Linked DNA regions of Homo sapiens: region 1 is linked to region 2. The links are chromatin loops, found by intact Hi-C in ENCODE. Cell type or tissue: GM12878. All regions are shown on one strand. Each heading gives the region's core, and the rest is flanking DNA. Links, peaks and the distances in the headings are about the cores only.

Evidence for each region. A loop is a pair of places that touch in the nucleus more often than their neighbours do. Peaks named below come from ENCODE experiments on the same cell type or tissue, not always from the same donor. Only the 100,000 strongest peaks of a DNase experiment are listed, where the experiment ranks them.
Region 1: it touches region 2 in a loop (4-fold over the local background); 3 of 110 quality-filtered maps call a loop at or near these places.

What each region holds. Positions count from the first base shown.
Region 1 is chr11:30,341,215-30,344,140 of GRCh38, forward strand. No RefSeq gene overlaps it. Among named protein-coding and RNA genes, the nearest start is that of ARL14EP, 20 kb to the left of the region's middle. RefSeq lists a silencer at 1,754-1,803. In GM12878, for the core only: no CTCF peak of the experiment used is centred there; a DNase peak (open chromatin) is centred at 1,737; H3K4me3 peaks cover 395 bases; H3K27ac peaks cover 1,871 bases.
Region 2 is chr11:30,205,091-30,208,016 of GRCh38, forward strand. All of the region lies in intron 1 of ARL14EP-DT (ARL14EP divergent transcript), which reads right to left. Among named protein-coding and RNA genes, the nearest start is that of FSHB, 24 kb to the right of the region's middle. RefSeq lists an enhancer at 1,689-1,768. In GM12878, for the core only: no CTCF peak of the experiment used is centred there; DNase peaks (open chromatin) are centred at 1,391 and 1,771; H3K4me3 peaks cover 503 bases; H3K27ac peaks cover 1,012 bases.

The DNA of each region.
Region 1 (2,926 bases), core at 229-2,728, 140 kb after region 2:
TTCTTGGTTAAACATCCAGTGATTAGAAACTGCATTTCATGTCATTACAAGCAAACAAACGTTTTATTTTTTAAAGAGTTGCTGGCCAGGCATTGTGGCCCACACCTGTAATCCCAGCACTTTGGGAGGCTGAGGCGGGCAGATCATGAGGTCAGGAGTTCGAGACCAGCCTGGCCAACATAGTGAAACCCCCGTCTCTACTAAAAATGCAAAAATTAGCTGGGCATGGTGGGGCACACCTGTAGTCCCAGCTACTCGGGAGGCTGAGGCATGAGAATAGCTTGAACCCGAGGGGCGGATGTTGTGGTGAGCCGAGATCGCACCACCACACTCCATCCTGGACGCAGAGCAAGACTCTTACCTTAAAAAAAAAAAAAAAAAAAAAAAATGTTACCATAATCTACCTATCCTATCTTAGGTTTTGAAGCCTAAGATACGTTTTATAATAAATAGACTTATTAAAACTAATGTTTGCAAACATTGCTAAACTTAACAAATTGGCTAAGTTTCCCTTTGTTAACAAGCAATCAGTTACGCTGAAGAATTTGAAAAATGCAAATTAAATTGTTTTTTGTTATATTCTGACACCCCAAATTTATTATTTGGTCTTGAAGGTAATTGAAAATTAAATTGGTTATTTTGTCACATAAGATAAAGTAACCAATAGTAGCAGTACTGGTACCATGTAAATGGAGACTACAAGATTCTGGATAAAATACAAATTGAATTTTGGCATTAAGAGAGGTATTCAGGATTGCTTAGTGAATTGTGGTATATTGAGGTTTTTTAAAAATGCTAGCAAGCATCTAGCCATTTATGACTTAGTGAATGAGACTATGCAATGAAAATTTCTGCATAAAATACAGGCCCTACAGTTTGGTGTATGAAAATAAATTTATTATTCCAAAATAGCTCCTGACCTCTCTAAATTGGATGATAGACTTTCCTATAGAAAATGTTGAAAAAGAAACATTTTCTAATTTTTTCAGTAAAAGTTTCCATCTCATCCCCAAAAGCTGTAATTGAAAAAACATGCTTATTTTTTTCCTTGTGTCTTTTAAAGAACTACACATAGATTTTAGGGTCAGTGCTCAACTACAAATTCTTGGCAAACAAAGCCTCACACTGTGTGACATACCGACAACCCATGTTGAGAGGCTCCTTACACCTCTTGATGGGTGGGTGGATGGATGGATGGATGGATGGATGGATGGGTGGATGGGTGGATGGGTGTATGGGTGGATGGATGGATAGATCAATATATCAATTGACAGGCAGGCAGGCAGACACATCCAGTTGGTTCCCTTTCTCTGGAAAACCCTGACTAATACAGTAACCTAATTTGTTTCTATTTCAACTTGGTTCTCAGGTCCTGGCTCTAAAAATCAAATAAATTATAAACTATTAGATTGTTTGCTGTATCTGGCCTTAGATGAGTCAATAAAATATATAGTCAGTCATTTTTTACTCCTTTCTCTTGTTCATATTATCAAGTCCATTTGGTCACTGCTTGGAAAATTCTTGAATCTGCTTTGGGTTTTTGTTTTTATTTTTGTTTCCACGTCAGTTAAAGTCTGGTAGTGTTTTGCATGCCCAGTATCACTTCCCCTTCTGGAATTAGCACTCTGCAGTTGGCCTTTGAGAAACCACCCTTGTAGTCAGCCCATGTGGTTCAGATACAGTTGGCCTTACTTTGTGGTTGTAGGGTGGGTTTATCACAAGTCCTGGCCTTTGAGAATGTAGCATCTCACTAGCCTTAATGAATGTTAGAAGGGTGGATGTATGACTAGCCAGGTCAATCAAAGCCAATCAACTTCAGGCTTACTGAGACTAGAGAAGAAGTGATGCTTTTTTTCAATGAGGGTTGCTAAGTTTACAGGTTTAAGACCAGGCCTACTGGTGGCTAATCTTGGCACTAAGTGAGAATCTGCCTTAGAATGTAAACAACATACGTGAAAGTGGAAGCCAGAGACCAAGATAGATAGAATTTGGGTATCTCGATCCAGTTATGTCTGAAGTCAAACCTGGAATTTTCAGTTATGTGAGTCAATAATTTTGTCTTTTTGCACGATTGACCATTAAGTGAATACAAGGTAATGACTAGATGGAAAGTTAGCTCTACTCATTTGAGGATAAAAGATCAAGGGTAGAATGGCCTGTTTGAAACTCATGCCCTTGGGAACTTTTATCTTCTTTTTTTTTTTTTTTTTTTTTTTTTGAGACAGTCTCGCTCTGTCGCCCAGGCTGGAGTGCAGTGGTGCGATCTCGGCTCACTGCAAGCTCCGCCTCCCGGGTTCACACCATTCTCCTGCCTCAGCCTCCCAAGTAGCTGGGACTACAGGCGCCCAGCACCACGCCCGGCTAATTTTTGTATTTTTAGTAGAGACAGGGTTTCACCGTGTTAACCAGGATGATCTCGATCTCCTGACCTTGTGATCTGCCCACCTCAGCCTCCCATAGTGCTGGGATTATAGGCGTGAGCCACTGCACCCGGCCAGGAACTTTTATATCTTTTAAGGAGAGCAAACAGCTGTGACTTACCCCCACATCTTCAATCCTGCCCTGCAAAATCTTCTCATACCATTCTCATGGACCTTAACCTCCTTTAGACAAATGTAGCATGGCCTATGGTAATTTACCATGAGGGTCTGACATTCTGTAATAACAATAAGGCACTTGTAATTAAGTTACCAATTTAGGGTATTTGTATTGGTGTTACTTGCTTTTAAAGTGCTTAGCATGTTTGAAAATTGGAACTTGGACTTCTCACCCTCCAGAACTGTAAGAATTAAATTTCTGTTGTTCATAAGCTAAACAGAGAATACTTGGATAATTTTCTCTGTCATCCTATGTTTCATAGCTAGAACTCAATCCTAGGTCAAATGAATATAAATTTTTAATAGCTGTATCTGAATTAAATAACTTG
Region 2 (2,926 bases), core at 236-2,735:
GTTTGATTTTGATGCTATGTTTCCCAAATACATTCACAGGCAATAATTACATTATTAATATTTTAATCTTTTGAAAGTGTTAACATTCTTCTTAACATGTTAATCTCTGAATATTGAGGATGATGTGTGTATCAGGTTGTTGGCTTGTGTACAAATTTTTTTCTACAATGTTTTAGGGTGATTATGTGTAGAAATAACATAGGGTACTGCTTCCTTCAAGGCCTTTATCAAAATCAAATTGGAATTCTATCGTGAAGAAAGGGTGTTAAGGCATTCACTACTGTAATATGTTCTGTATGATATTGTTCAAAACCTTTCTGTGTCCATTGACACAGGTGACAATGCTTTGAGATAGTTTGGCTACAGTTATTGTCACCATTTTCTTACAAAAACCTTAGATACAAAGAAAGTTTATTTATTTTTCAGAGACAGGGTCTCCTCTGTCACCCAAGCTGGAGTGCAGTGGCATGATCACAGCTCGCTGTAGCCTCAAACTCCTGGGCTCAAGTGATCCTCCCACCTCAGTCTCACAAGTAGCTGGGACCACAGGTGCATGCAGCCATGCCTGGCTAATTTTTATATTTTTTGTAAAGAAGAGGCTTGACTATATTGTCTAGGCTGGTCTCAAACTCGTGGGCTCAAGCAATCCTCCCACCTCTCAGCCTCCCAAAGTGCTGGGATTACAGGCATGAGCCACTGCACCTGGCCAATGTTGCTGTTATTATTATCATCATTACTACATTCTAGGCTATATTTGTACTCTTAGAACAATGTTATAAGGGTATTAAGGATAAATTAGTCAAATGTCTTCCTTGTATGAATTTTATATAAACTAGGATCATGAAATATAATTAACTAATTGATGATATTCTAGAAGATAGAGTATTTAGATGCTCCGGAACTGGAATTCAATCAACTGTGAGAATTAAAATATCCAGTCTCCTCAATGTAATAGAGACAAATTCTCTAGTGGAAATGGTTCAGCAAGGATTTATTAAAACTTTTCTATAGGAGAAAAAGGCTCAGAGGATTTCACCATAAGTAGAAAATATGTAGAATCAAACTTAAACCTGAAGGCTTTGATCTTTCCTTTATAAAATTCAGCAGAAGTCCTTTCAAGAAATGTAATCCATTTTAAATATTTACCAAACCTTATTCTCAGCTGAAATGGGTGTCAAATCTCAAATTAGAAAGTCTCCTTTTTGGTTCTGGTCCCTTTGGATTTGGTTGCAGCATTTCCTATTATCTGTACTATAAAGAGAAGAGCCTTAGCACAAAAAGCTTCACTATCAGTGATGGAAATTGACAAATCAGTGAAAGAAAAACAAGGCAGCCAAAGAGGAAGTGGATCTCCTGTGTGTTCTTTAAAGGGGAAAACCACTTTTTTGACTATTAAGAACACAATGAAAGTAAAGCCTTAAGACAATATTTCCACCACAGACACAAGGGATGAATATTAAGCCTCTATTATGAGCCAGATAATACATATATCCTATGAATCTATCTTCACATAACCTTATAACAAAAGAATATTATTTCTCATCAATCTAAAATGCTTCAGAGACTCAGAGAAGTGAGTGGCCTGTGGTCACACAGCTAGTGAAACACAAAAGTGAATTTCAGTCCCAAAACCTGAATCCCCTCAGATACCTCAGGCTGTCCTTTTTCAACTGCTCAACAAAAGTTTACAGAAGTGCATCATTTTAAGCCGATTAGGAAACAGCTGGAGAAACGATAATATATAGATTCTACTCTCTGGGTGTTTATAGCCCCAGAAGACAGAACAGCAAATGTGTTAAGACAGCCGTGAGAAGACTAAAAAAAGGAAGCCACAGAAGAGCAGCCGAAACTCATACCTGCTCGGTCATTACAGGTCTCAAAAGGGATTGCACTTTCAAAGACACATCTGTGACACCATATAGATTTATAAGTATGCAAACTGAGAAAACATCATGAATTAATTTCATTAGCAGAACCCCAGAAATTCCATCCCTAAGCGGCCACCTAGGGTTGATCTCTAGGCATTTTTGAATTTTACTTATTTACTTTTTTGAGATAAAAACATTTTGCCTTTAATAATCTTTAAGGTATCGACTCTATTATTCCCTACACTTATGGTATTATAGTTTTCCACATTAGTTAGCAAGGTTAATTTATTAAAATACAATAAAAATTTATTGCCTACTAAATACATAATATTAATTATAAAACCAGTACCTACAGAGTTACCAACCCAGTATGGATTGCAGAATAAGGATGAGAAGAAGGTAATTGAATGACTACCAACCATGTTTTAAAACACAAAGACAACTTTCTTCTCAGAGATACCTGTTAACCTTCAACATCTCAGTTAAGTTTTAAAGGATACTGTTCTGTTTTGGTTAAAGAAAAGTATAGATTCATACAACTGTATCTTAAGCTTCAGACAAATTAGAATTAACTGCTTTATAATTTCTCCTACATTGGCACACCAGCCAGAATAATGAGGGCTGATGCTATGCTGAAATTAGAGTGAATCTAAAATCATAAGTCACAAAGAGTTTTTACAGTCTATAAATTGTCTCTTTTCCTGTCACGCCTACCCCATATGCAGTCACCATCATAGTAAACTATCATTCACAGTAAACTATCATTTTTCCTACCATGTTCTTTTATCTCAGTCAGGATGATAGGATTTTCAATTCTTCTGTCTTCATCCATCATCAAAACTTTATTGGGCTCCTGCTATGTGCTAGGCAACATACCATGAGCTGGAAATACCGGAAAAAGAATGAAAGGACCCATCTTCTCCCAGATATATACTAACTGTTTACCCCAAGAGCAAATCTCCTTGCTTAAATAGTAGTAGCAAGAGATGAGTAAAGTGGTTAAGCTAGCCTAGGAATGGCAAATAAGATAGCTCAGCAAAGCAATTAGGAGCCCTGGA